Regions from separate parts of the Homo sapiens genome. Here region 1 is linked to region 2. A link is a contact called in ENCODE Hi-C data. All regions are on one chromosome and are shown on one strand. The core of a region is the stretch at or near the end of the contact, and the rest is flanking DNA. Distances in the headings are between cores, read along the strand shown. Region 1 has its middle 32 kb from the start of GPR55. Region 2 overlaps SP110 (SP110 nuclear body protein).

The links. Hi-C counts contacts between places; a loop is a spot of excess contacts on that map. Pooled maps may share reads with other maps.
Region 1: a map with no recorded cell type shows a loop between it and region 2 (2.8-fold over the local background). The contact joins two enhancer-like sites. A Hi-C loop is called at or near these places in 2 of 37 single-sample maps with no recorded cell type and 3 of 50 pooled maps.

What each region holds. Positions count from the first base shown.
Region 1 is chr2:230,955,990-230,958,689 of GRCh38, forward strand. It overlaps a transcript of GPR55 not described here and the pseudogene COX20P2. Among named protein-coding and RNA genes, the nearest start is that of GPR55, 32 kb to the left of the region's middle. RefSeq lists a silencer at 1,579-1,678. Within about 2 kb of position 1,407, at least 3 of the 41 ENCODE cell types and tissues checked have a DNase peak (open chromatin) inside an H3K27ac peak, as active enhancers do.
Region 2 is chr2:230,208,167-230,210,912 of GRCh38, forward strand. SP110 (SP110 nuclear body protein) reads right to left here. Exons shown (of 19, transcript NM_080424.4): 7 at 1,765-1,842. It also overlaps a transcript of SP140 not described here. Among named protein-coding and RNA genes, the nearest start is that of SP110, 10 kb to the right of the region's middle. Within about 2 kb of position 1,430, at least 2 of the 41 ENCODE cell types and tissues checked have a DNase peak (open chromatin) inside an H3K27ac peak, as active enhancers do.

The DNA.
Region 1 (2,700 bases), core at 157-2,656, 750 kb after region 2:
GTGCTGAGATTATAGGCATGAGCCACCATGCCCAACTACACCAGTGTCTTTAAACTAGAGGATTCCTAATTCTCCTTAGGAGAATCCCAATAGCTAGGACAGTGGGAGGTCTTGTTCTAACATTTACCTGAAAGCAGGATTTTATTCCCAAATTTATTTTATTTACTTTATTTATTTATTTATTTATTTATTTGAGATAGAGTCTCACTCTGTTGCCCAGGCTGGAGTGCAGTGGTGAAATCTCAGCTCACTGCGACCTCTGCCTCCTGGGTTCAAGCAATTTTCCTGCCCCAGCCTCCCGAGTACCTGGGACTACAGACATGCACCACCACACCCAGCTAATTTTTTGTATTTTTAGTAGAGTTGGCAGTTTCACCATGTTGGCCAGGCTGGTCTCAAACTCCTGACCTCAAGTGATCCACCCGCCTCCAGCCTCCCAAAGTGTTGGGATTATAGGCATGAGCCACCACTCCTGGCAATCTTTTAATTTTTTTAAATATCAAACTTGCAGAAAAGTTGAAAATCAGTTAAACAAACACCCAATTACCCTTCACTAAATATATATACATTTTTGCTGAAGCGTTTGGAGTAAGTTGCAGACATATGCTCACTTCACCCCTAAATACTTCACCTGCAGCTCCTAAAAGAAGAACATTCCTTACATAACCCAATACCATGATCACAATGAAGAAATTTAACATTTAACATGGATACAATAATATTATCTCATAATCTGTATTTTAAAAAAATCTTTATCTTGCATTTAATCAGGGTTCATGTGTTGTATTTGACTGTTTAATACCTTTTCATCTAGAGCTGTCTCCCTACCTTTTTTCGTCTTTCATGACGTTGACATTCTTGGAGAGCCTAACGGACTATTCTGGAATCTCTATTTGCCTAATTACTGCCTCATGATGTAATTCAGATTAACCTTTTTTTTTTTTTCAGTTCTAAGATCCCCCTGTGGATGCCTGAAACTGCAGAGAGTACCAAGCCTGACTGCCGCCAATCAGAAGTAGTTTCTGTTCAGGTCTTCCACCCACGAATGTAATGCCTTTTTCGTCTTAACTAAGCACTTATCACGCACTGTGGTCATCACTTTTGCAGTCTGAGGTACAACAGCAAAACCAGCACACATTCTTTTTCTTTCTTTACAATTTCAGAATTAGAAATTTTATTCTGACCATAGATTTTTGGCAATCTCAGCAAATGATTTTGTTTCTTGAGAACTTTTGCCTTTTCGCTTAAAGGAAGCACTTGAGGTCTTCTCTTTGGCATATCCGAATTGCTGGCATCACTACGCTTGTGCTTTGGGGACATTATTTAGTAAAATAAGGGTTCCTTGAACACCGGCACTGCGATACCATGACAGTCGATCACTGACGGCCGGTGGTGTCTCCAGCATGGATACGCGGGACAGAGGGATGATTCACCTCCTGAGCAGGATGGAGCGGGACAGCGAGAGATTTCACTGCGCTGCTCAGAACAGCGCGTGATTTAAAACTTGTGAATTTGGGCGGGACGGGGAGGGGCGCGGCTGGCCGGTCTTCCTTCTCCCGCGGCGCCGGCGGTGCTGGGCGGGTGGAGGCGGGGAGTCGTCCCCGTGGCCGCCGCTCCGGAGCCCGGCGAGCCCGCGAAGGGGAAGCTCTTTAAGCTCCTAGGCATTTCAGGTGTTGAAAATATTCCCTGTGCCCGGGATTCAATATTGTATGGTTCATTAGGATCTGTTGTGGCTGGCTTTGGACTTTTTTTTTGTTAACTAGTAGAATTAGAAAATCATGTGATGTTGGAGTAGGAGGATTTATCTTGGTGACTTTGGGATGCTGGTTTCATTGTAGGTATAATTATGCAAAGCAAAGAATCCAGGAAAGAATTGCCAGAGAAGGAATTAAAAATAAGATATTATGTGAAAGTACCCATCTTGATCCTGAAAGAAAAGAAACCAAGGGCAACAGCAGCAATTGAACAATCTTGAGCATAGAAATCAGACTCCCTGAAGTCAGTGTGAACAAAGCTAAGCTCAACCACATAAAACATTTTATGTACAATAAGCTCTCAATCAAGTAAATAAAGTTTAAGTTGTAATAAATAAAGAAAGAAAGGAAGAAAATTTTTGAATTATTTGTGGAGTTTTAAATTTAACATTTTCAGGCTGTGGCTAAAACTCAGGATAGTGAAACCACACATAAGAGAGTACTACTGTTATCACATCAGCAGGCATATAATGTTAGTCTCATTATTTGTAAACCTAACTTTAAAAAATTTTTTTAAATGTTTATGGGTACAATGTAGGTGTATATATTTATGGGATATATGAGATGTTTTGATACAGACATGCAATTGTAAAATCATGGAGAATGGGGTATCCATCCCCCTCAAGCATTTATCCTCTGTGTTACAAACATTCCAATTATACTCTTTTAGTTATTGTTAAATGTTCATTTCAGTTATTATTGACTATAGTCACCCTGTTGTGCTATCAAAAGTAGGTCTTATTCATTCTTTCTATTTGTTGTACCCATTAACCATTCCTACCTCCCTCTGACAGTGCCCCCACCCCTGCAACCACCACCACTCCCCTTCCCACACTCTGGTAACCATCCTAACTGTCTACCTCCATGAGTTCGATTGTTTCCATTTTTAGATCCTACAAGTAAGTGAGAACATGCAATGTTTGTCTTTTATTTTATAAACCTAATT
Region 2 (2,746 bases), core at 180-2,679:
TTCATTGGTGACCTTAGGTGATGGTACTTCAGGGAGTAATAGGGGAAGAAGGACTCTAAAATGACAGAGGAAAAGGAGAAACGAAGAAATAGAGACAGGGAGTTTAGGTAGCTCATTTCTAGAAGTTTGGTTGTGAAATGAAGGAGAGAGATATGGAAGTAGTTGAAGTGAGATGAGAATCAAGAAAAAGCATTTTTTAATGAGCTGTGATACATGTAATGCAGATTCTTGTGTGAGACATACTGCTTTAATGAATACTTGAGAGAGAAGGGATCATGGATACTATAAGATGAGGCAGAAGGATTGTCTTAGAAGAGAAGGAGGGAACTCGGAGAGGAGGGAGACAGATGTAGTTAGGGTTTGTAGGACTAGCAGCACAAATAAGGGGATTCTCATCTGATATCTCCTTATGGTGCAGGAGGGAAAGTCACTGATTGAGCAAAAAGCAGGAGGTGAGGGGGTCAGAGGTTTGAAAAATAGGGCTTGAGGTTTGAAAGGATTATTGCAGGAAGTAGCATTGTCACACAGTAAGGAGAGATGATTTGTGCTGGAACCATGAAGACCAGTGAGTGCACTCTGCCCTGCTGTGGAACTCTCTCCAGCACTGCTGGCTTTCAGATGCAGTGTACAGGAAGTAGGTAAGTAGGGTCTTCCAAGACTTGCCAGAGAGTTCTAGGAAAAGGCAGAGAGGAAAGGCAGGTTTAAGATAATGGCAATAGATTACTGAAATGATGAATCTTGGACTGTGAGTTAGTGTCAATGTTAAAAAGCTGGGAAGCAAAGAAAAGCAGATGATGGCTTGGAAGGAGGAAAGGCCAGTGGACTGGTGATCCAAATGAGGTTGAAGGACAACTTCAGAGGAAACAACAAATAAATAAGCACAGAAAAATATATTTTTGATTCTTTTTCTTTTGTTAGGATTGGGCTGGGAAAGAGTGATCAGAGGTTGAATGATAGCTATAAAAGGAGAAAAGCTCAAGGACAGGTATCAAAAAAGGAATTCTGAAATTAACTGTTGGGAAATCGAGCCAGGTTTGAATGACGATAGGGTCTATAGCTTGCCTTTGGGTATGGGAGGCCAAGAATTGGTGGAGGAAAAAGTCATGGAAAATGAGAAGATGAAGGATTTGAGGGGCCAGAGTATTGGATAACAGAGTTGTCTGTTATCCGTGTGTACCCTGAAGGCATCTAGGATGATGCTGGGACTTGAAATGACAGAAAAGCAGCTTTTGAAAGGATTATTGGGGAAATTATTGGATGATATTGATGATGAGTGAGTGAACATTTTAATTGAATGGTTAAGACTCAAAGGAGAGGATCAGGGAGGAAGGGGCTGGATGGGGCCAGTAGGCAGCAAAGGACAGACATCTAACCTGTCTCTCACCATGAGGTGTGAGTGATGGATGGCAGAGAATGCCTAGCCATGTCTTAAGAGGAAGTGGGTTCCTCTCTGGGGAACCAACTTTCAGTTAAAGAGGGAAGTGCAATTAACACTCTAAGAAGTTGTGAATATAGGAGATTGATTTTTTCAGAACAGGCAATTCCAATGGCATATTTCAATACCCCCAAATGCCTTCTGGTTTCCTGATAATTTTCATAAAGGCCTTTTTGGAAGATGCAGCAAATGGAAACTGCAGAAACGAACTGTGTGTGGCATCAGGACTGTGGTCACATAGTGGTGCTCTTGACAAGATACAGTCAGAAAAACAGAAAGCAACTCTGAATTCACCCTTCTGACCTCTACAGAAGAAAGGCTTTTCTTACCTTTCTTGTCTGAAGGTGTGCTGGACACCTCCTGGGGCTCTTCTGGGTCATTTGGTTCTGGAGAATTATCTCTTATCTCTGACAAAAGAAATATAAGTCATTTCAGAGCTCAGATCCAGTGAAGAGAAAGTGCTGAGGGAAGTCAATGCAAGAACTAGAAAAGTAGAAAGTACATGCAGCCCAGGGCCGGGAATCTGCTTGCCCTAAGAATTCCCTGGCTCTGTCTTGATTTTTGCCAACTTGTGGTTATTGTTACCTGTGCGACCATCACAGGGAACTAGGGCACAACTGCCCCACAGCAGAGGCTCAGTCTGATCCTTTTAGAGAGATTATCTTATGGATGGAAGAGAAGTGAGTGAAGAAGGTGCAATGAATGGAAATTGCAGGAATAAACTGTGCTGGGTATCATGACTATAGTCACATGGTTTCTGCTCCCAGCAGCCCCTGCTCAAGGAATGAAGCTGAGAGCGGAAAGTGGTGATATTGAAATCTGATGTCCATGATGAAGGGGAATGTCTTTGCTGTATGAAAAATACATCTTATTGCTTTGACGTCTATGTGTGGATATTCTTTAACTGCTCTATCTGTGGTTATTTTACTTGGAGAAATAGTGGAGAAGGCTAAATGCCTTATATATTTCTGTATATAAGGATTGTTTGAAGAAAGCAGGAGCTAGCCTGTGCTTGCTAGCACCTGTTAACAGCAAAGACATATAAAGCTCTGCTAGTTTTTGCTGCACAAAGAAAGACAGAGAACTTGAAGCCATAACAAATAAAGGCTCATCTCACATGAAGCTGTCACCTTTTTCTTTACACACTGCATTGAGATTGGTCTCAAATGCTGGCCTGCTTAGGAATAGGTGACTGAGGCAGGTGGCAAGCAGTCATTAGATCTTTGGAATAATTTATTACCTTTCAAGTTATATTCATAATATCAACTCTTAAACTCCAAGTGATATAGAAATGACCAGGGTTGAAAGTGA